4 separate regions of the Mus musculus genome follow, and regions 1, 2 and 3 are each linked to region 4. The links are chromatin loops, found by intact Hi-C in ENCODE. Cell type or tissue: heart. All regions are shown on one strand. Links, peaks and the distances in the headings refer to the core of each region. The heading gives the core; the rest is flanking DNA.

Region 1 (5,854 bases), core at 265-5,264, 170 kb after region 4:
CTCTTCTGACCTCTGAAGACACCATGCACACATATGTGAGCAAAATACTCATACGCATAAAATAAATAAATCCTTAAAAAAAGAAAAGGGTCAGAAAGATGGCTCATTGGATAAAGGTGCTTGCTACTACCTTCACATGTGTGCTATGCCAAGCATGGACCCTCTGCACACAATTATACTTCTATATAAGTAGACCTACTTATTTGTAGATATAATTGTTTACAAGAAAGAGCCAGTGAGATGGCTGAGTGGGTAAAGTTGTTTATTTACTTATTTTGGTTCTTTTTTTTTTTTTACATTTATTTGGGTTTTTTTGTTGTTTTGTTTTGTTTTGTTTCCGAGACAGGGTCTCTCTGTGTAGCCCTGGCTGTCCTGGAACTCACTCTGTAGACCAGGCTGGCCTCAAACTCAGAAATCCTCCTGCCTCTTCCTCCCAAGTGCTGGGACTAAAGGCGTGTGCCACCACTGTCCAGCTGGTAAAGGTGTTTAGTAAGGTGTATCCTTGGAACTACATCATGGAGAGAGAGAGTCCACTTCCTCCAAATTGTCTTCTGACTCCGTATACATGCTATGGCGCATGCACCCAGCCACATACACACACTCACACACAATAAATAAATGCAAAAAAAAAAAAAAAACCAAAACCAAGTGGACAGCATCTAAGGAACAAAGTTGAGCTCTGGCCTCTATAAGTAGGGGCACACACAATGCACCCACATGAGCACACACCCACACATACAAAGAAAACCTGCAGAGCATCACTCCTGTTCACATACATAGACACAAACATGCCTGGATCACAGATGGGAATCCACACCCCACCACCACAGCTGCCCAAAATGCAAGAGACACACCCATGCTTGTCTATGGTGTGCCTGGCCAGGGCCTCCTGGAGCCAGTGCTCATGTAGGGTTAGGGAAATGTTTCATTTGCAGCTGGTTGGAGACCCGCCCACCCTGGTAACCTGGTCCCTGATCCTGAATGGAGCCTCTGTGCCACCTCAGGGCAGCCAGCAGCAGCAGTCAATTGGCTCTGAGTGTAAGGCCACTATGTCTGAGCCACACATGCTGGATCTGAGGCCTCTGGGCCCAACTAACTATAGCCAGAATCCGACTTCATCTCTGCTGCTTCTAGAAGCTTCTCCCCCAAACCAGTCAGGAGGGAGGAGACAAAGAAGTAAAGGTCCTATGCCTAGTTGATGTCCCCATCTCAGGAATATCAGTGTGAACCCCTAGTTTGTATGCCCATAAAATGCCTCAGTTCTTTGTGAAGCCTAGAGGCAGGAGCTACACAGTCATGGCCTTTTGGTTTCTGTCTCCAAGTGCAATCCCTGTCACACTTTCAACTCCACATAGCTACAATCACTACCACAGTGTCACCAGCACAACTACACTGCCTGTCATAATGTCAGCCACACTATCACATACAGAAATGCCACCAGACCCACTAACTCCAGTGTCAGCAGCCCCACAACCTCACACATCCTCTTGGTTGCCCTGACAATCGGACCCTACACTGTATCCATGTCACTCTGACACGCTCAGTCTACATGTCCCTGCAGCTGTCCTAGCCATGTGGCTACACAGAGTCGCTAACCCCAGAAGCAGGTCCAATCCCTGCATTCCCAGGGCAGAGCTCACAGCTGTCCTCACATCAAGGTGGCCTGGATGACACAGTACAGCCTTGCTGAGGAGCTGGTGGCCAGTAAGGTACAGGCCACACTGCTCGGTCCTCTTGCAAGTGACAGATACTCCTTTCGTTCACATTGTCCCACCGTACCGCAGTCTGGACACAACTACAATGAAACTGGGTAATGGCACACTGGAGCCACACAGACACCCTGTCATACAACAATCACCCTCCTCAGAGCCCGTCACAACATTTAGACAGCCCCTTAGCCATCCCAACAAGCTGTTGGGACATTTGTTGACATGCTGACACAGCCCTGTGATTGTCCTCAGGATTCCCCAGACCCGAGTCTTGGAGAAAGGGACAGACTGAGGCTGAAATTCCTTTTCCTACTGAAAGCAAGCAGAGTAGGCAGGGACTAATGGAAGCGCAGCTGTTGTCAGTAGGTGCCAGTCCCCCCCCCACACCTCATGAATATTCATCAACTGGGGCTCTCCTGAACCTGTAGGGAGTCCAAGGTCCCAGGCAGCTGGGCACCCCCTTCTGTGCCAGGAGGCCCTCAGGTGAGGGGGGCGGGGGCTACCAGAACGTTGTAGTCCTTGGAAACCACACCCATTTCCATCTAAGTATATATGAATGAGTTTGAGAGCATGGACCCCAGACACACAAACTCCAAGTCAACTCGGATTTAACACACCAAGCGTAGCAATCTTGGCAATGTGAACTTGCAACAGCACCCCAACTACAGAGACCTACCACATACGTAGGCATACCACATGGGTACCCAGTCACATGACCACAGACACACCATTATGTCTCCAACACTCACCATCACAGGCAGAAGTACAAATACAACACACACACACATTTCCAAATTCATAAACATAGTGACTGAAAGTCAACACCTTTTTGTATGTGGCGCTGAGATCGAACCCAAGGCCTTAAGCACACTAAGCTCCATCCCCATTCAACTTTTTTATATTTTATTACATTTATTTATTTCTCCATAGCCATGTCTAGTCATCTGCTGATGGTGACAAGCTTGTGGAGATCAGAGGACAACTTGTGGGAATGGATTCTCATTTATTTATTTATTTATTTATTTATTTATTTATTTATTTATTTGATATTTTCTTTATATACATTTCAAATGCTATCCCGAAAGTTCCCTATACCCTCCCTCCGCCCTGCTCCACTACCCACCCACTCCTGCTTCTTGGCCCTGGCAATCCCCCTGTACTGGGGCATATAAAGTTTGCAATACCAAGGGGCCTCTTTTCCCTGCTACATATGCAGCTAGAGATATAAGCTCTGGGGGTACTGGTTAGTTCATATTGTTGTTCCACCTATAGGGTTGCAGACCCCTTCAGCAATGGATTCTTCTTTGACCATGGACCGACCCCAACAACTTCTTGTAAAACATACAAGTGCCCAAACACTGGGACAAAAATGTGCCCATATATATACAGTCTCACCAACTATCAAATACAGAAGCCCAATATAGAACTATCCTCCGAAGCCCTACACTCTATCCTTCTCTCCCTCCCTCATTCTCCCCAACTCCCTCTTCCTCTCCCACATCTCTGCCACCGCCCCCTCCCCCCGAACTTTATAGATGGGAAAACCAAGGCACTGAGGGCTGAAGGGACTTTCTGAAGATGGCAGCCCCTTCTGACTCCAGGCAGAGACAAAGATCGGGCGCCCCCTTCTGGCCCAGTCCTGTAAGATCGTGCGGGGCCGCGGCGGCGCGCGGGGTGGGCACGCGCCTGATGTAACCATGGCACCCTCTTGGCACGCGCGGCCCGCGCGCGGGGAGGGCGGGGCGGGCGCGTTGCCATGGTGCCGGCCGGCCTCCTGAATGCTGCATTGTTCACCGTGGCGCCCTGGCTGAGCTGTCCCGGACCCACCCGGACCCACCCGGGCTGGCCTAGATGGAGAGAAGGAAAGACAGCAGAGATGGAGTGAAAGGAAAACGGAGAGACAGTGATAAAGGGAGAAATGCAGAGTTAAAGATAGGGAAGGTAGACAGAGATGAACAAGATTTAGGGATGGGACACACGGACAAGAGAAGGTGGAGTAGTTTTATAAGAAAGGGAAAGGGGACAGACCAACTCGGTGACACGTGTAAATAAATCCTGCAAGGGCAGCAGAGGCTCGTGAGTTTGAGGCTAGTGTCAGTTCCATATCAGGACCCTGTCTCTTAAAAAAGCGAGGAAGGGAAGGGTCGGGGGAGGAGTAGCTGAGGTGGCGGCTCAGTTGGCCAAGTGCAAACATGAGGACCTAAGTTTGGCCTGTGCCTTTAATACTGGGTACGTGGAGGCAGGTGAATTCCGGGGGGATGCCGGCCAGCTAGCCTTCCAGTCTAGGTTCAGCAATAGACCCTACCTCCAAAAAAGAAGAAGAGAAAGAGAGAGGAGGAGGACTAGGGGGAGGACTAAGAGGAGGAGGAGGAGCAGAAGAAGAAGAAGGAGGAGGAGGAGGAAAGGAAGGAAGGAAGGAAGGAAGGAAGGAAGGAAGAAAGAAAGAAAGAAAGAAAGAAAGAAAGAAAGAAAGAAAGAAAGAAAGAAAGAAAGAAAGAAAGAAAGAAAGAAAGAAAGGAAGGAAGGAAGGAAAGAAAGAAAGGAAGGAAAGTAGAAAGCTGGATGTGGTGGTGAACACCTTTAGTTCCAACACAGGCAGGAAGAGCTTTGTAAATTCCAGGCCAACAGGGTCAACATAGTGAGTTTCAGGTTAGAGAAGGCTATGAAGCTACACCTAGTCTGAAAAGGGAGGAAACAGAAAACAGTTGAGAAAGACAACCTCTGGCCTACACAGAGAAGGGGGCAAGTGGGAGAGGCAGACATGGAAAAAGCAATGTTTAGAATCTGAGAGGAAGGAATGGGGAGATGAGAGGGACTTCCGGGAGGAAGGGTAGAAGGAGAAAACCAAGTAGGCAGAAACAGTGAGGGATATGAAAGAGAATAGGTTTGAACAGGAAAGCACCAAGACTCGGGGGCGAGGGGTCACTGTGCTCCTTGATGTGCCTGGCAATAGGATGAGGTAGGGGTGGGACCACAAGTTAGATGAAGCCAGGTTCAGAGAGAGACTGGTGGGTCTACTCATGGGTTGACAGATGTAGAGCCAGATGTATCCAGACACAGGGAATGTCCCGAGAAAGGCTGAGAGATTCAATGCTGATTCCTGCTCCAAGTCTCTAGTCACCACTGCCCTGTCGCCTATTCACTGACTCAACTTGATACTCTCAGAATGTCCCCCTTGTCCTGCTAAGAAGATATCATTCATGCAGAGGCACAGCCTTTCCATATACTGCTCCTGACACTCCTGCATGCCTTCCTCCAGGGACACACGTTATAGCCCTTATGGTCCTTATGGGCATAGCGATGCAATCATAGACACAGCATGACATAGCACAGGGACTCCTACGCCCTGTCAGAGTAATGTCTCACAGACACAGTCCTGGAGAACACACTGGACCTCGTGGACCTCATCAGAATCATCCAATGATAGTTAAAATCATACCTTGTAGCTAAGGCACAGTGGTGTACATCTTTAAGCCCAGGACTCTGAAGGCAGGTAGGTGTCTGTGAGTTCCAAGATAGCCAGGGCTACCTAGATACTGTCTCAAAAACCAACAAAACAACAACCAAACCTTTAGAGGTTACAGGGACTGCTGTCACAAGGGGCCCTCCATAGCCTTTTCAAATGTTTAACATCTTACACTGTGTGTCTGAGAGTCCCTTTTGTAGGCCTATGGAGGCAGCGGGCCCACTATTCAGAGTTGAATTGTGAGAGCTGAGAGACATCAGTCCTCAGGTGAGAAGCATAAGAAAGTTACTCTCAGTCCCCCTCAAAAAGTTGGGTGATACCAGTACTTTTAGCCCCACAGCTAGATCAGTCTAGGTGAAATCTAGATCAAGGGCGGCCCCTGGTGGTCAAATGGCGCCTCTACACCTATCCTTAGGGGTTGTGGTTGAAGGCTTAATTATAGAAACCCCAGGCAGAGAGACGGGTCCTGGATGAGCACAGAGATAAGAGCCCAGAAGTAAGAACCCAGACCCAGAACTCAGCTTTTGTAATCCATGTCCTCGAACTCATAATTACAGTATAGGTTCTGGGGGTCAGGGTCAGAATGTTCAGTACAGCAGCTGCTTAGATTTCTCACTGAGATTCTGAAGACAGAGCTAGGCAACAGAGCTTTTATCTAGTATGTGCAGGTTCCGTCTCC
Region 2 (5,854 bases), core at 440-5,439, 49 kb after region 4:
ACCTGACTCATTAAGGCCTAGGAACAGCCAGCCAGTCTATGCCCCAGCAGTTCCCCTTGGTCCACATCGGTCTCTGTGCATCAACAGCTAAAGCAAAGTTGCAGCAGCAGCAGCCAGTGGTGAGAATAAAGGTAATTCTAAAGATGCTGAGGTGATATCAGCCCAACTAACAGAGACAACTGAGAGGCAAGAGGGGGGTTTTCCTGGAGAGCTGCAGCAGCAGAGAAAACAATCTGAAAGCACCAAGTTCTGTAACACAGGCTGCTGGACCAGTCCTCAGCTCCCCTCCCCCATCAAGAGACCAGGCTGGAGGGCATGGCCCAGAAGATGGTGGAGTTCTGGAAACTCCAAGGATAAGAGGGAAAATGGAGACTCAAGAAAATCATCAATAAACCCAGTACTGCCTGATACCAGCAACCCAGAAGTTTGTAGCTGACTCTGGTGCTGAGGATGTCCAGTCAAAGTCACCAAGACAGTGTGTGGTCCTCATTCCTATACAATCCCCGCACTGGGCTGATGGGCAAGAGGGCTATAGTTTAAGACTAGTTAGGCTATAATAAGTTCAAGGTCAGCCTGAGCTAGAGTAACATCAACCAAAAAAACAACACTAAAACAAAAACTTTACCCTTCCAAAACAAGGAACACACTGTTAACCTTGCAATTAGTCTAGAGTTGGAGCAGTGTGCTAAGAAACCAAAGTAAGGCGCACAAAGTCCAGGCAAAGCAAAATCTCACTCCCAAACCACTACCACCCTCTTCTACAACCACTTCCTGCAGCAGAACCAGCACTTTCATGAGCCCCGTGCCCCTGACTCCCAGATGCGGGATGGGAGAGAAGGTATGAGCAGGATGAAGAAGCCCACACACAGTTCCTTGGAACTACTGCAAGGGGATTGACTGAGCCGGTCTAGAGAGCCCAGGAAAGGCCAGGTCCAAGAAGACTCCAACAGGGAATTGGAACAGCAGGAATTTCTCTGCTGATACCCAAGGAGGGCGAACTTGACTTAATAGGCATAGGCCACAGTCTAGTCATATGACCAGGGACAAGCCCCGCCCCGAACCCCAGCTTCTTTCTCTGAAAAGAGAAAGCCAAAGACCCAGCGGTGGCGAGTAATCAATGAACTAGCTGGTTCCACGCTTAGCATACAACCTGCCCTAGAAGGGGCACCAAGGAGGGAGGGAAGGCCCTGGGACCAGGAGCCCTCCTTCTCCCTCCCCCAGGCACAAGTCAGGATGTGTAGGTACCTGTTTTGTCTCAAAGACACAACAGAGCTTCAGGCAGTCACCATCCCAGGAGGCGACAGAATATTTTATCTCCCAGGAGGAGACAGAATTCAGGCCCAGGCAGCAGGTTGGGCCTGGAAAGCTAGGGCGTATTGCAACGCTGTGAGGGCTCATCTTCTAGACTGGAGCCCCCAGGTTCCGGCGCCAGAAGGCTGAGAACGATTTCAGGACTCTAGAATAATCAGGTAATGTCTGCTGGGCTGCCTCCATAGTGGGTGGGGTAGGGCGGTGGGTTGAGTAGGGGCCATACACACCGAAAACAAGATGTTTGAACTAGGTATCCGGTGCAGCCCACGCTAACTCCCATCCAGCCGCTGGCCTGTCCTTGTTAGCAGTTGGCCAAGGTGTCAGAGAAGAGGCGTGGGAAAGAGGAACCCCCCCCCCCCGGTTCTGACCCTAAGCAAACATACGGAGATGTGTGTGTGTGGGGGGGGCAGATCCCTTAGCTCACACCAGGTTTTCCTAACCTGCTCCCCACATCCTAAACCATAGGCCCTGGGCCGCCTGCAAACTCCCAACACGCCCAGCCTTACCTGATGCCCTCCCGTCGGAGTTTACCCGCACATCTCTAGTCTCTGACCTCGTGCGACCCCCTGCAAATATCTTAGGGCTCTCTCCAATCCGCCCCCACTCGAGCAAGCTCCGCCCACCCCCCCCCAAGTCTAACTTCCCGGGCTTTTCCTCACCTCCCCCCAAGGCCTGTAACCTGACCCGCCCACCCCCTTCCCCAGCGCCCTCTACCTGCAAGCTCCGGCCCTCCCGCACCCCTCCAGGCCTTTTCCCTCGGGCGGCGCAGCCCTCCGCCCTCCCACCCCCCGCCAGCCCGAGGCCTCCCCTCCCCCCTCCAGCCTCGCCTGCCGGCTCCACGCGATTACCCCCTCCGGCCCTGAGACTTCAAGGATCCCGCGACCCGCGCCTCCCCCGAGCGGCCTTCAAGCCCTGCGGGCCGGGCCCGCGGGCTGGACGCTGTAGGCCGCCAGCTGAGATTCGGCCATCTCACTCTTGCCCTCCCGCCGCTGTCAGCGCCGCGGGCTCGGCTTCTGGTTCGCAGCAGGGCGCCCGGAGGCCTCGCCTCTCGGCCCTCCGCCGGAACCTCTGATGTCCTCGGGCCGCCCCGGGCGGGAGGAGGCCGGAATTGGGCCTGGGGCGGGCCATCTCACCTGCGCTGTGGCCGCGCTCCGGGGCCTCCCGGCGGGCTCCGCAGCGGCAGCTGGGGCCGGGCCTGGGCCCGGGGCGCGCCTCCCTGCGCCTCGGCCTCGGCCTCCGCCTCTGCGGCCTCCGCGGCCTCCGCCTCAGCAGCAGTGGTAGCCGCGGCGGCCATTCATTGTGGGCCAGGCCGCCCCAGCCGAGCGCCGAGGAAGCGCACGGCGCTGCCGGCAGGGAGGAAAACTGCCTCGGCCCCGCCCCTTAGGCAAGCTTAGCCGCGCTTCGAGCGCTTCGGTTCTCACCAGCTCCTCTTTCCTCCCGGGTCTCGGTTCTGTAGACGGGCTAAGTTGAGTGACTGCGGGACAGGTTGCTCTGTATCTTGGAGCTTCAGTTTCTTGTAAAATGAGAACAACTGTTGTTCCAGGAACAGTTTAGGCTCTTTGTGGAAATGAGGTTTCATGGAGCTGAGCTGAGTAAACTATCAAGATCACAGGAAAGTGAATACGAAGATTTAAACTTAGGTTCAAGAGGTTAATAAAGTGAAAACTCAGGATGCTTATGCGATGTGAAGTTCTGTTAGCATTTTGCACTAACTCAGATAATTATACGTCTTATAACTAATGTTAGAGAGGCCTGACTACTTTTTGGATGGGTAGCAGAGTCAAGAACAGAAGAGTGCGGACTGGATTAAGAGTGTCTACTGGCCGGGCAATGGTGGCACACACCTTTAATCCCAGCACTTGGAAGGCAGAGGCAGGATTTCTGAGTTCGAGGCCAGCCTGGTCTACAGAGTGAGTTCCAGGACAGCCAGGGCTACACAGAGAAACCCTGTCTCAAAAAAATTAAGAGTGTGTACTGCTCTTGTTGAATAGAGTTCAGTTCCCAGCAGTCATGTCAGATGGCTACAGTTCTAGAAACTATCACCTTTTTGCTCTTTGAGGACTTACACACAACTGCACACATACACAAAAATAACAAAAAAATAAAATTTTGAAACAAAATAAGTACCGTTGGGCCTGGTAGAAATGCCTGAAATCTCACCATATGAGAGACTGAGGCAGGAAACTCTAATCTGCCCTGGGCTATATAACTCCAGGACAACCTGGATTAAGAGTGCCCTCTACCCCCAATTAACAGATAACATATAGCAAGGCAAGCTAAGATAACTCTCACATCCCGGATCTCCATATTTTCCTGATGCATACATTAGGCCAACACTCAGTCTGAGTGGCTCCTTTGCACACTTCCCAGGCATTCGGTTATTTAATCTTTGCCCTTGACAGCTAAGATTCCTATTTAACAGGTAAGGGAAATAGGAGCCTTACATTTTAATTAACTTGCCCAGAGTACGTGGTGGGACTGAGATTCAAAGACAGTGAATACTATTCTAGAGCCTGAGTTAACCTACAAGGTGCACACAGAAGACATCTAAAGGTGCAGAGTGCCTCCGCTTTTTGCCCTGAATTAAACTAGTGAAACTCCCTTGTAGAAGAGTTGTATTATTAAGAATCACTGGTGTAGTGTAGCCTGCGCACTTCCTTCCCTAGAAGAGTCTTGACCCTGGTCGCCCACTGTAGGTAATGTCTCTAATTGGTCAGTTATTGTCATGTGATTGGCCCGCCCTCTTTGCCAACATGGCGGCTCCCAGGCCCTAATGCGAGAAGCATGCACCGTGACTCGTTGGATCCTGTGAGCGGAAGGGAGACGCTTGTCCGGGTGGGTGGGTGGGTGGGTGGGTGTGTGGGTGTGGTGGGAAACCTGAGCCGAAGAGAGAAGTTTGTCCGGGTGTGTGTGTTGGGAAATCTGAGCCGCGGGCCTTAGCCTCTGTTGGGTCCAGTGCCCTCGAGAACGCAGGATGTTATGGAGGCCACCGGATTTTAGTTTCTACTTTATAGATATAGAGGCCACCCCCGCCCCAGAATGCAGCTCTCTGACCTCCCTATGCCTTTTCCCTTCTCTCGAAAACGGCAGGCGGGTTGAGGCGCCCGCGGATGTCCCTCGCGAGGACGATCCTGTGGCTAAGCCGTCCTCTCCGTCCGGCCCACAGCCTCTGTAGAGCTCAGTTCATGGAACGGAAGGCCCAGAAGCCTCCCTCTCCACCAGCGATGGAGAACGGCACCCGGTCCTGGGAAGAGCGCCCACCCGCGGACCCGGTTGCGACTGTCACTGAGGGCGCCGCCAAAATCGTCTTTCCCAGTGCTAACGAGGTTTTCTATAACCCGGTGCAGGAATTCAACCGGGACCTGACGTGAGCAAGGGTCGCGGGTTAGCTTGGCCAAGGGGAGTTGGTCAGTTAGGTAGAGGTTGTACGAGAATATCAGTCCGGGACGCGGCACTCAAAGGAAGAGAAAAGTTGGTAGAGAGGCGTCAGCATTAGTCGAAGGCCAACATCTTGAAAGATGAAGGCACATACCGGATTTTTATATTAAGTGCCAGGACTATACATTCCTTTTAGGGTCCTCCTGTGTTCAAGGTGTGTGGCTCCCCTTTTCCCTTTACAATGTGGTCGTGGACTTTGACTTCCGAGAGTTAATTCCTGTAGTTGTATTCACACAGACCTGTTACTTTTCTGCAAGTCAAATTTCACGTCAGTTTACATACATTGAATTGAAGAGGGGGGGGACTTTGCAAAAGTCACCTTACGGTTTTCTGGGTTTAACTAAAGATAGAGCAGTTAGCATTTTTAGCCTTTGAGATGGGATTTCTCTACTAGAATTTGGGGCAGTAAGGAAGGGACTTTATGGATTAGGGAGGGACAACAACCTTTTCAACTGTCAAAGGGAGGACTGAGGACCTGGGCCACAGCTAAGGAGCTGGCATACAATGTGACCACCTCCCTACCATCCCCTCCTCCAGGTGTGCTGTGATCACAGAGTTTGCTCGAATTCATCTTGGGGCCAAGGGAATCCAGAGTGAGTGGAGGTTCAGGCCTGGGGGGAAGAGTATCACTCACAAAGTTCACTTCCCACTTCATCCACACCTCATTTAGGTTCCTGAAAGCTCTAGGCTCTCTGCTCTTTCTGCCTTTCTCCTGGGGGTTCAGGGAAACACCTTCTTGCATGAATCATCAGGATTTTGACCATTTGAAAGTTACGGTGAAATTTCTTAAAAGGATCATTGATAGTCTGGTTTTTGCCTGAGTGACTGCAGTCAAGGTTCCAGGAGAGAAGGACTCAGAGAAAATAGCTGTGGACTTGTCTGATCAAGAAGAGGAAACAGCTGGAAAGAATGAAAATCTGGCCCCAGGGGACTGGCCACGGACTGCTGCAGTGGGTGAGATCTGTGAGGTACGGGCCTCAGAAAGAAGTGGCCACTTGGGAGTTTGGGTGAGAGGAAGGAGCTGAGGGGCTCTAGAAAGTGGTTGTGGGAGATCCACCACAGCCCAGAAAAAAAGGAGACCTGGACATCAGTCAGAGGGATAGCT
Region 3 (5,854 bases), core at 244-5,243, 61 kb after region 4:
CCCTGGTGGCAGGTAAATAATGTGGGTTGGAATGAGGGATGTCCTAGGTCCCCATCCCTCTAACTGCCTGTCCTTGCAGGATCAAGTTCTCTGCAGCCTGTGGTCCTCCAGTAACTCCCGAGTGTGAGCACTGTGGACAGAGACACCAGGTGGGCCCAGGTCAGAGGCAGTGGGCCAGAATCCCGGGACTCATACATTCATGCCCCTTGCTCATCTGTATCCCTGGTGTCCACAGCTTGGGGGCCCCATGTGGGCAGAGCCCATCCATGACCTGGACTTTGTGGGCCGAGTTCTTGACGCAGTGACCACGAATCCTGGCCGCTTCCACACTTCCATGAGGATCCAAGGCGTCCTCAGTGTTGTTACTGAGGTATGAGCTGGACCTACACAGGAAAGGGGACCCTCCTTGCCCAACTTTGTGCCAGCACTCCATGCTACTCCATCCTTACCTCTCAGGAACTTCCTGATGTCCCTCTCTACTACACACTGGACCAACTGAGCAGCACTATCCACTGCAACACACCCCGCCTTCTGCAGCTTCGGTGAGGGCCCTTGTGGGGCAGTTTGGACCATCAGAATCTGGTGTATGCTTAGGGCAGAGCTGAGAGGTCATGATCCCTCCAGCAGGTGCTTTGTTGTTTAATTTTTTATGTACATGTGTTTGGCCTACCCATGTGTAAGTAAGTACACCATCTGCATGCAGTGCCTGAAGAGGCCAGAAGGTGTCAGCTTCCCTAGAACTGGAGTTAACAGAAGATTGTAAGCTGCGGTGGGGATGCTGGGTTTCAAAACCCAGAGTTCTCTGCAAGAGCAGCGAGTGGTCTTAACCACCGAGTTTTCTCTCCAGCCCCTGGCAGGTAGCTTTGACGTCACAGTGTGACCTGGGTTGCTGTGAACAAAATGGCTATGCCATTCCACAGGACCTGGCTTGTGCCCACCTGGGTGAGCCTGTGCTTTGGGGTCTAGCCTCCTCTTTGTGGTCTCTGTGTACCCAGGTCAGCTCTCCTTCATGCTGGTTTCCGAGTCTCTCTCTCCCATGCTTGTAAGAATGCAGTGAAGACAGATGCTCCCCCTGAGGCCCTCTGGGACATCATGCGTTGCTGGGTGAGAGCAGGTGACCCCTGGTTCAAGGCAGGAGGGCAAGGAAGGGGTGGTGGCCTGGGTGCTCCTTGGGCTTACCATGTCCTTGATCTCTGTCCCCAGGAAAAGGAATGTCCAGTGAAACGGGAGCGGCTGTCTGAAAGCAGTCCAGCATTCCGAATTCTTGCTGTGGAGCCCAGGTATGGACAGCTATGCAGGGAACAGGCTACCCCTCAGGTGCAGCAGGCACATGTGCACAGAGCACGGGCACTGTTGGAGGGGAATCCAGAACCTCTTTTGCACCCTGTCTTCACCCTGTGCCCTTTCCTACTCTTTTGCATCATCTGTTCTTGAGTCACACATACGTGTGAGTATCTGAGTCAGATTACAGAGCACAGAACCCTCCATGGCTGGCTCTTTGGTCTGTAGCTCAGCACAGTCTGTCCCACCTTTGCCCAGGTCCATCTCTCTCACCTCAGAGATGCCTTCTGGACTGGACCACTCTGTTAAGCGTTGTATCCCAACTTGTCTTTTATGTCCTAACACAACACTATTTTATTATTTTTATTCCTTTATAGTGCTGGGGATAGACCCTAAAGCCTTAAGCATTACTGGGCAAGCTCTCTACCTGAGCCACACCCCTAGCCCTAGTCATTTCTGATTTGTCTTCTTGCTTGTCTGTCTCTCATGCTGCCAACTCAGCTCCACTGGAGCAGATCCAGAAACTCACTAGGAAATTCAAGTGGTTACTGAATAAATGAAAGAACTCTGAGCCTGGCAGACCTGTGGTGTTGCCTCAGGGTGGGCAGGTTCTGGGGCTGAGTTCACCCTGCATGGCCACTGCCTCCAGCCTCCACCCATTTGTCCAGGCTGAAGGCCAACTTCAACATCCGGGAAGACGCCAACCCCAGCTCCCGCCAGCGAGGACTTAAGCGCTTCCAGGCCAATCCAGAAGCCAACTGGGGTCCCCGGCCCCGTGCCCGGCCAGGGTGAGTGGTAATGTTGTAGAAGTGAGGGTTTTCCAGGGCTGGGCAAAGACAAAGTGGGGTACCAGCACCCCTCTCTGCACAGGGGCAAGGCAGCAAGTGAAGATCTAGCAGGGAGGCGGAGGCTGCTACAGAATAAGAGGAAGGAGCCAGCTGAGGACCCGGCCCAGCGTGCAGCTCGCCTTAAGACATTTCCTTGCAAACGATTCAAAGAGGTGATCTCTCCTTCCACCTTCCATGCAACTGGACCAAGGTTGGGCCTCTGGCACAGCTGGGGCCAGAGACTGAGGAAAGAAACCCAGCTCTGTGCTCACAGCCTGGGGCTTCACACCCTGTTTTCCCACCAGGGTACCTGTCAACTAGGGGACCAGTGCTGTTATTCACACAGTCCTGCAGCTCCTGTGGCCTCTGGTGATATCCCCATCGAAGAATGTCCAGAGACTACCACCAAGATCTCCCCTGGACCAAAGGCTGCTGCTGGGGGTATTCCTGGGCCAGGTGTAGACTGAGACAATAAAGAGATGTAACCTGCTGGTTGTCATTTTGAATTGGGAAGCCATCTGCATGGGGGACTCTGCCCGTCTGAGGAGTGGTTGTTCCTGCCTTACTGCAACTTTGTCTCTTTGACATGGAAACTGCTCTGGCTGCTCAGGAGAGCAGTTCATCAGGTGGCCACAGGGCGGCATCTGCAAACAGGCTGCCTCCCCTCTTCCAGCTATCCAGGCATTTCCTCCACTTCCCCAGTGCTCGCAAATCCCACTGCAGTCTCAATCCTATTGCCTGGTTTCTTGGGCTCAGCTGTCTGCAGTTGGTGTAGTGGCGGAAGCCAAACCGGAACCAGGCATTCTGTGCATCCGCTCCAGACCAGGTGCTTCCTGTCCTGCTTGCTCCTCAATAGGAGTATGCTCTCAGAACACAGGCGGCTGCTGAGACACCCAATGAAGAGACGTTCTCTCCCCTCCCCCTAGAGTAGAGGATTATTAATGTTAGGGGAGAGTCCTGGGGCAGAATCTCTCCCAGCACATGCACCCATCACCATCAGTCAGAAAGTGAAGCCCACTGTAGCAAGCTGTGCTAGAGGAGTCACTAGGGTGGGTAACTGGGTCTTTGGCTTAAGCACTTTGATGAGTCTGCATGGCCACTGAGCCCCTCTCTGGGTGTGCCCACAATTAACCAGATACAGGGGACAAGCCTCCTGGAGTGCCTGGGATTCAGCTCATCTTGGAAGTCCCCCTCCCCTTTTTGGGAGGAGGCAGAGTCTCTACATAGACCCGACTACTGAAACTCAATATTTAGACCAGGCTAGCCTTGAACTCAAGAGATTCAACTGTTGGGATCAACATGCCTGGCCCTTTTGGAGCTTACAGCTGGGGTCCCAGGATTTTTGTAACTTTTATACGGATTTTTTTTCTTTGACTTTTTCCTGCATGCATGTATGTGCACCATGTGCAAGTCTGGTGCCCTCAGAGTTAAGATGTCACATTTCTTAGAACTGGGGCTAGGGGGGGGCTGGCGAGATGGCTCAGTGGTTAAGAATGCCGGTTGCTCTTCCGAAGGTCCAGAGTTCAAATCCCAGCAACCACATGGTGGCCCACAACCATCTGTAACAAAATCTGATGCCCTCTTCTGGAGTGTCTGAAGACAGTGTACTTACATATAATAAATCTTAAAAAAAAAAAAAAAAGAACTGGGGTTAGTTATGGTTGTGAGCCATAACAAAGTGTGAGCCCTTTACAAAACCAACATGTGCTGTTAGCCACGAAGCCATCTCTCCAGTCTCTAGGTTTCCAGAATTCAGAAGATCACTCCAGAATACCTGGCAGTGAGGGATACCACCTAGTTGTGGTATGGCTGAGTAGCATCTTGGGGAACTTGGGAGCAACTTCTGGGAAACTCAGATATGGCTTTGACACTCATCTCACCCGCCTGGGCTTGGAAATACGTTAGCAGTGCCACAGGTTCGGGACACCTGCACCTCGGTGTCAGGACACGGCAAGGCCACATTACCAGAATTGTCTCCTTCCGGAGCCCTATTCCTGGGTGTGTGTGTGGGGGGGGGGGGTGCAGTCCACAGGGGGATCTGTAAAAAAAGAGGAACTAGGCTGAGGCTCATGGGTCATGGGGCCTCAGAGGACCGGAAAGGGGCCCCTTCCACCCCCATCAGCATAGGGGGTGGGGTTCAAAGCTAGACCAACCTCAGAGGACATCAGAGGCAGCCTTGCCACCTTTCCCCTTTGCACACGTTTGGCGCTGGGCTCCTGAGGGTTGGGGGGTCTTCCAGTGCTGTGGGAGCAGCAAACCCCGAAGGGTGACTAGCCGGGGTGGATCAGGAGGTGCGCGCTCCGTGATCCCTGCCCGCTGGTTTCCTCCGGGGTCAGCATTGCTTCTTATCAGCCGCGGCCAGGCAGCCAGACCCTTATCTGCACAGGCCCAGCATCCTCTGGCCTCTGCGCCAGCGGGTAAGAGGGAGGAAGCCAGGCTGTCGGGGGCGGGGGAAAGGGCGGGTCGGTCCAGGAGCAGCTCACTTTCTCTTGGAGGTACCCACCACGACGCCTCCGAAGCTACTCAGGCCCTCCGGAGCCCGGGAGGTGGCGCAGCCCAGCTCTGAGGCCCAACGGGAGGGATTACCTGGAGCACACCGGCCGAACTGGACAGTGGAAACTGTCTCCTGACCTGGACTGACAAACCTGACCACACAGCCGGGTTCTCCAAGCTGTGGAAACTGCTACAGGGTAAGAAAGACGCTTTAAACATTAAGGAGTGTCTGTGCCTGTATTCGGTGTTTGTTACTTCATTTATTTATTCATTCACTGGAAGTGAGGAGGCACTGAAATGTCCTCAGTTGGGGAAAACAGGGCAGCAATGTGGGAAGTCACACACTGGCAGGATACCCCAGACCTTAGAGCCCAGCAAACGTGGTAAGTAGGGTGCTGATGGGGTTGGGGGCCAGTAAGAGGAACTTTCAGCAAGGGTAGAGGCCCCTGGAATAGCCATGGAGAGGTGGCAGAGGGTGACTCTTGGAGACTTAGGAGGTCTTAGAGTTAGTCCGGAGATTCCTATCTTATTCCCAGCTGCAGGTAGGAGAGATTCTGAAAGATGGGAACTAGTTCAGAGACTGAAGATGCCCATTACAAACAATTCATAGGGTCAACGCTGCCTAGTATCTGATAGACACCCCCTCTTGTGGAGGAGGCTCCCCTCTTGTGGAGGAGGCCCTCCTTTTAGGTCCTAGCAGTTTCTAGGACCACTTTTCTACCTTTGATTATTGAACCCCCAATCCCTTTCTCGCCTAAGGGTGCTCTTACATTGAAAAGCTCAGGTTAAACAGGTGGGAGAAAGATGGTCTTTGGCCTTCCTTCCCCTTAACTTCACTCTCTCCCACAGGTTAGCATTCTATCCGTGGGGTCCATGTGCCCGCCCCAGGCCAGAGCAGAGGTGGGTTCCGCCATGACTGAGAAAACTGAGATGGTATGTGCCTCCAGCCCAGCACCTGCCCCTCCCTCTAAGCCGGCCTCACCTGGGCCCCTTTCTACAGAGGAGGTGGACCACCGAAACACGTGCACTCCCTGGTTGCCTCCCGGCGTGCCAGTGATAAACCTGGGACACACCAGGCCCATAGGGGCAGCCATGCCCACCACAGAGCTCAGTGCCTTTCGGCCCTCCTTGCTGCAGCTAACTGCCTTGGGAAGAGCTCCACCTACCCTGGCTGTACATTACCACCCTCACCCCTTCCTCAACAGGTCAGTGGGCAGCTCGGACTATGGGCAGTGCTTAGGTTTGGGGGCCAG
Region 4 (5,854 bases), core at 294-5,293:
CGGGTACCGCCTGAGGAGAACCAACGGTACCACCAACGTCGCCGGGACCGTGGCCACCGCACCTCTGAGCGCTCTCTGGGCCGATACACTGATGTGGACACAGGTAGGCTACCACAGGACCCAGAACAGATCCATAAAGAAATAGAAGGAGGGGGAGGGGGATGCCAAAAAAGGGAGAAGCTGGGAGAGAGAGGGTTAGGACCTGGAGTTGGAGGCCAACCAGGATACATAGTAAGACCCAGATTCAAAAAGAAAGGAGCTGGGCATGGTGACGCACGCACTCAGGAGGCAGAGTTAGGGGGATCTCTGAGTTCAAGGGCAGCCCAGTCTATGGAGCAAGTTCCAGGAAAGCTGGAGCTACACAGAGAAACCCTGTCTTGAAAAAAAGGGGGGGCTGGAGAGATGGCTCATCAAGTTAAGAGCACTGGATATTCTCCCACAGGTCCTGAGTTCAAGTCTCAGCAACCACATGGGAGCTCACAACCATCAGTAATGGGATTCAATGCCCTCTCTGGAATGCACCATACATACACACAGATACATACAGACCACTCATAAATACATAAAAATTAAAAGAAAAACCAGGAAGAGAGGAAGGGAAGAAGGGAGGGAAGCAAGCAGGTTGGGTGCAAGTGGGTGATGTCTCTGGGGCCTGACTTAGGATCACCAGCTCCATGGACAAAGCCAGCTATGGCAGTGCATATCTGAGAAAGCAGAAACAGGTGGGTCCCTGACCTAGCTCACAGGCTAACTAGCCTAAGCCCCTCAGTGACTTCCAGGCTAGTGTGAGGAGCTGTCTTTGAACAAAATAAGGTAGAGCCTGGAAAGGCTCAAAAGGTAGGGCAAGCACCACCTAAGCAGAGGACCTGAGTTTGTAAGAGCCACAGACGGTGGAGTAATGCACATCTGTGATCCCAGCCCAGGCGAGATGGGAGATGGGGACAGGAGAGTCCCCAGTAGCCCTGGGACCAGGTAGCATGGCAGATAAAGCAGGTAACAAGAGACCCTGTCTCAAACAAGGTAAAAGATACGTGTCAACACCCGATAGTCCCAAACCCCATATGCACCTTGTGACATTTGCACCCACACTCATGTACCCACATCATACACACCAAAAATAAGTAAACAAAAGACTTACTTAGTTTGAGACAAGATCTCACTAAGTGCTCCTTGGCCTGGAACTCACAGAGGTTCTCCTGCCTTTAGCTCTGGAATGCTAGAATTAAAGGCAAGCCTCGGCTGTTGATTTGGTTAGGGATTTTTGTTGGTTGTCCCCCACCCCCACCCCCCACCCCCAGACAGGGTTTTTCTGTGTAGCCCTGGCTGTCCTGGAACTCACTCTGTAGACCAGGCTGGCCTCAAACTCAGAGGATCTGCCTGCCTTTGCTTCCCTAGTGCTGGGATTTAAGGTGTGTGGCACCATGGCCAGCTGTGTTTTAATTTTTTTTAATTCGTGTGCTAGTTCGAGTGCATGATGAATGCAGGTGGCCCCAGAGCCAGAAGAGGGTGTTGGATCTCCTGGGCCTAGAGCAGTTGAGCTGCCAGACATGTGTGCAGGAAATTGAATTTAGGTCCTCTGCAAGTGTAGCACACCCTCTTAACCCCTGAGCCATGACTGCAACCCCCTTTCTGCAATTAAAGCAAAAGTAAGGCGAGCAGTTCCCAAGGTTAACTAACGTACAAAGTCTTAAGTTGGTCGTATTCAACACTAAGAAAAGGGATGGACCAAGCAAGATAGCTTAGCCTGTAAAGGCATTTGCTGCCAAGCCCGACGACTTGAGTTTGATTCCTGGAACCCATGAGGTGGAAGGTCACACTTTCAGATGATGCCACGAGGGATGGGGTGGGGGGTGCTCTAGCTGAAAAGAAATGTAAAAATAAAGAGGTGGAGGTGTGACTAGGAAGGAAACCAGGGGCTGCTGCCTGGGGACACTCCAGGCCCTACCTCTCCAAACTTCCCCCTTCTCTCTGTGGCCCCTTCTTCCTCCCTCACCATCGTCTCCACTCCCCACTCAGGTTTGGGGACAGATCTGAGCATGACCACCCAATCGGGTGACCTGCCCTCCAAAGATCGGGACCAGGACCGGGGCCGACCCAAGGACCGGAAGCATCGGCCACACCACCACCACCACCACCATCATCATCATCCCCCGGCCCCCGACCGGGATCGCTACGCACAGGAGCGGCCGGACACCGGCCGGGCGCGGGCCCGGGAGCAGCGCTGGTCCCGCTCGCCCAGCGAAGGTCGGGAGCACACGACACACAGACAGGTGCGTGTGGCAGGCCCAGACTGACCAGAAGGGGGTGGGGGGGGGAGAGTGGGGCCGCAGTGGGTGGGATGGGTGGGGGCGGGCCTGGGAGGCGCCCGGGGCGGGGCGCGGGTAGCCCGCCACTCTTGCTTTTCCCCTTGGCCCGGCTTCCCTGCGACTCGTGTCCTGCGGACGCCTGTGAGTGACTTCGGAAACTTACGAAGCTCGTTTCTCGTTTCTCTCCTCACTGTTGTGTTGGTTTGCCCGTCCCCCCTCCCCGCCTCTCCGTCCCGCCGCCCGCCCGCCCGCCCTTCCGTCTGTGTGTCCCCGTGTGCTCCTGGTTGGTCCGTGGTATCTTTGCTTTTGATTTCCTTTGTTTCGATTTTCGTGTAGGGCAGTAGTTCCGTCAGTGGAAGCCCAGCCCCCTCTACGTCCGGCACCAGCACGCCGCGGCGCGGCCGCCGCCAGCTCCCCCAGACCCCCTGCACCCCGCGGCCGCTTGTGTCCTACTCGCCCGCTCCGCGCAGGCCTGCGGCGCGCAGGATGGCGGGTCCCGCAGCGCCCCCTGGCGGCTCGCCGCGGGGTTGCCGCCGTGCGCCGCGCTGGCCTGCGCATGCGCCTGAGGGCCCGCGGCCGCGCGGTGCCGACTACACCGAGCCCGACAGCCCGCGCGAGCCGCCAGGGGGCGCGCACGATCCCGCGCCGCGGTCGCCCAGGACTCCGCGCGCCGCGGGCTGCGCGTCACCGCGCCACGGCCGCAGGCTGCCCAATGGTTACTACGCGGGGCACGGCGCGCCGCGGCCGCGCACAGCCCGCAGGGGCGCGCACGACGCGTACAGCGAGAGCGAGGACGACTGGTGCTAAGCCGCCCCGCCCCCCGCAGCGCCCGTAAAGTGCGGGCGCACTGCAAATGATAAACAATAACGTTTTTAAAAAAGAAAACCCGGGAGAAAAACAAAAATAGCTTCTATTGATGAGTTTTATCATCTCGATTGAATCTTTCGTTTTCCCGGTGAATGAAACCGAGGTGGCTGCAAGCCGGAAGGACGGCTGCACGCCCCACACACTTCTCAGACCCACGGGAGTGCTTGCGGGCCACGCCAAACTTATTACTGCCTGCAGAGATCAACTACAAGAAAACAACACTAACAGTTTTTAAAAGGACAAAAAAAAATTGAGAAAAGTTTTTTTTCTGATATTTGGTCCTGCTTGAAATAACAAAAGAAAAAAGAAAAAATTACCACCATCACTGATTCCCTTGCTTCTTTTTTTCCTTTATCTTTTTAAAAATTTTTTTTCCTTTTTTTCCTATCTTGTTTGAAAAACGTGGGCTTGGGACTGTGAAATATTGCATGACATTAAAAAGAACAAAAAAATAATAAAAACGAAAAAACTTGAATCCACGGACTTCTGAACTAGAGTGGTCTTTGTCCCTTGACCAAGATGCCTTGCAAGTTACTCTTGGGAAACAGAGGGAAGGCAGTTTGTTAGCTCCCAGAGGAACAGCGCTGGGGCATCGCTCTGAAACAGAGCCCACGGCCCTGTGTTCACAGTGCAGGGCACCTGTGGCTCCTTGAAAGGATACTTTCACAGGGCAGGGCTCTTCAGTTCAATTCACCTCAGCCCTGGAGAAATTCGGAGGGTGGGGGGGGGGGTCAAACATCTGAACAGTGTGAAAGGGTGACGGGGTCTCGTCAAAGCATGAGTGCTGTCATGATTGTTTTTTAGAGATTTATTGTTTATGTCTATGTGGCTTTTGGCATATGTGAAAGTGCCTTCTGAAGCCAGAAGAGGGTGTCAGATCCCTGAGCCCTCTAACCTGGCTACTGGAAACTGAGTCCAGGTCCTTTGAAAGGGCAGACTATGTTCTTAATTTCTGAGCCACCTCTCCAGCCTCTCCCCCCCCCCCGCCCCCACTCCCAGTCCCCAGTGCTGTCCTCCGTCTTCACCAGGACTCTTACACAGGGATGGCCCCCTCACCCTACCTCGTCCAGCATAATTGTCTACATACCTGCTGCAACCAACAAGTTAGCCACACCCAGTGCAGGTTCTAAGAGCCCAGCCCCTCAGTCTCCCAGGTCTTTACCTCCCACTTTGCCTGTTTGGAAAATACTCTGTGAATATGGTCTGTATCTATAAAACCAAAGTAAGATTAGGTGAGAGGAAAGGCCAGGTGCCCCTTTCAAGTTAAAGATCAGTTCTCTGGCCTGATAGGACAACCTCTGGTTGTATATGCCTGGAGTGTGTATGGTATATGTGCATGTGCGTATCTATAGGGGTGCATGCATATGAATTGTGTGAAAGGGGCTGGTGAGATGGCTCAGTGGGTAAGAGCACCCGACTGTTCTTCCAAAGGTCCGGAGTTCAAATCCCAGCAACCACATGGTGGCTCACAACCATCAGTAACAAGATCTGACGCCCTCTTCTGGAGTGTCTGAAGACAGCTACAGTGTACTTACATATAATCAATAAATAAAAAAAATAATAATAAAAAAAGAATTGTGTGAAGGCCACACAGGTTGATAACTACCTGTCTTCTTTTATTGTTAGCCACCTCTTGTGGTTTGTGAAAAAGAGCCTATGTAGCCTTGGCTGTACTGGAACTCACAATGTAGACCAGGCTGACTTCCAATTCAGAGACTGCCTCTGCCTCTGCCTCCCCAGTGCTGGGGGTCAAACTGTCATTAGACTGAGGGGTTGTCATTACCACCCAGCCGTGACATCATATTTTCCAAATGTCACTGGCTTTGTAACCTTTAGTTTGTGATTTAACCTGTGCCCCTATTTCTATTCAGTAAAATGGAAATAATAGAATGAGACACAGTGTGTTTTTTCTTTTTTATGATGTACAAAGTATGGGACCTCTGTGTTCTGATAAAGCTTTTTTTTTTTTTTTTTTTTTTTTTTTTTTTTTTTTTAATGAAAGCAGGCAGCTAGTGTGGGAGGGCTGTTGATATGGCTCAACAGATAGAGCTCTGGCTGCTCTTGCAGAGGATACGGGTTCCATTCCCAGCACCCACACAGTAGTTCACAGCCTTCTCCAAGTCCAGTCCCCTCTTCTGGCCTGTGAAGGCACTGTATGCTTGTGATACACAGAAATACAAGCACACACACATACACAATACATTTTTTAAAAAATAAGTAAGTAAGGAGCTGGAGAGATGGCTCAGAGGTTAAGAGCACTGGCTGCTCTTCCAGAGGTCCTGAGTTCAATTCCCAGCAGCCACATGTTGGTTCACACACATCTGTAATGGGATCTAATGCCCTCTTCTGGCCTGCAGGCAGAACACTGCATACAAAATAAATTTTTTTTTAAAAAAATAGTAAGTAAATGTAGGTCAAGAACCTGGGCTGATGCAACATGTTCATGATCTTAGCTACTCAAAGGCTGGAGTAGGGAGATCCTTTAAATTTAGAAATTCAAGAGTTTGAGGCCAGCCTAGTCTAGAGAGTGAGTTCCAGGACAGCCAGGGCTACTCAGAGAAGCCCTTGTCTTGAAAAGACAACAATCAGAGTGCATTAAATGTGGTCCATAGCTGCAGGGCTGTGCTGAAAGCTGCCCTCCCTCAGAAGCAAAGAAAGAAGCCAGCGGCCACTACACCACG

The links. A loop is a pair of places that touch in the nucleus more often than their neighbours do. Peaks named below come from ENCODE experiments on the same cell type or tissue, not always from the same donor. Only the 100,000 strongest peaks of a DNase experiment are listed, where the experiment ranks them.
Region 1: it touches region 4 in a loop (6-fold over the local background); 11 of 42 quality-filtered maps call a loop at or near these places.
Region 2: it touches region 4 in a loop (2.5-fold over the local background); 3 of 42 quality-filtered maps call a loop at or near these places.
Region 3: it touches region 4 in a loop (2.8-fold over the local background); 3 of 42 quality-filtered maps call a loop at or near these places.

What each region holds. Positions count from the first base shown.
Region 1 is chr8:84,807,693-84,813,546 of GRCm38, forward strand. No RefSeq gene overlaps it. Among named protein-coding and RNA genes, the nearest start is that of Nfix, 10 kb to the left of the region's middle. In heart, for the core only: a CTCF peak has its summit at 3,350 (motif pointing left); DNase peaks (open chromatin) are centred at 2,866 and 3,379; H3K4me3 peaks cover 799 bases; H3K27me3 peaks cover 2,218 bases.
Region 2 is chr8:84,685,231-84,691,084 of GRCm38, forward strand. It overlaps Nacc1 (nucleus accumbens associated 1, BEN and BTB (POZ) domain containing), which reads right to left and starts at 2,632. Exons shown (of 6, transcript NM_025788.3): 1 at 2,445-2,632. Trmt1 (tRNA methyltransferase 1) reads left to right here and starts at 4,017. Exons shown (of 17, transcript NM_001164559.1): 1 at 4,017-4,119; 2 at 4,402-4,678; 3 at 5,287-5,342; 4 at 5,581-5,717. The coding sequence starts at 4,422. In heart, for the core only: a CTCF peak has its summit at 2,665; DNase peaks (open chromatin) are centred at 1,071, 1,831, 2,671, 4,031 and 1 weaker place; H3K4me3 peaks cover 4,829 bases; H3K27ac peaks cover 3,610 bases.
Region 3 is chr8:84,697,190-84,703,043 of GRCm38, forward strand. Trmt1 (tRNA methyltransferase 1) reads left to right here. Exons shown (of 17, transcript NM_001164559.1): 9 at 1-12; 10 at 80-149; 11 at 236-370; 12 at 457-542; 13 at 996-1,104; 14 at 1,204-1,280; 15 at 1,950-2,069; 16 at 2,152-2,281; 17 at 2,414-2,619. The coding sequence ends at 2,575. It overlaps Lyl1 (lymphoblastomic leukemia 1), which reads left to right and starts at 4,268. Exons shown (of 4, transcript NM_008535.2): 1 at 4,268-4,798; 2 at 5,451-5,806. The coding sequence starts at 5,475. In heart, for the core only: CTCF peaks have their summits at 722 (motif pointing right), 2,737 and 4,657; DNase peaks (open chromatin) are centred at 682, 1,972, 2,902, 4,502 and 2 weaker places; H3K4me3 peaks cover 1,687 bases; H3K27ac peaks cover 3,359 bases; H3K27me3 peaks cover 6 bases.
Region 4 is chr8:84,636,596-84,642,449 of GRCm38, forward strand. Cacna1a (calcium channel, voltage-dependent, P/Q type, alpha 1A subunit) reads left to right here. Exons shown (of 47, transcript NM_007578.3): 45 at 1-103; 46 at 2,017-2,270; 47 at 2,643-3,654. The coding sequence ends at 3,113. Gm39212 (a long non-coding RNA gene) reads right to left here and starts at 2,017. Exons shown (of 3, transcript XR_003947427.1): 1 at 1,682-2,017; 2 at 1-1,216. It overlaps Gm39211 (a long non-coding RNA gene), which reads left to right and starts at 5,198. Exons shown (of 2, transcript XR_879014.3): 1 at 5,198-5,854. In heart, for the core only: CTCF peaks have their summits at 2,821 (motif pointing left) and 3,033; DNase peaks (open chromatin) are centred at 1,506, 2,116 and 3,006; H3K4me3 peaks cover 2,677 bases; H3K27ac peaks cover 2,469 bases.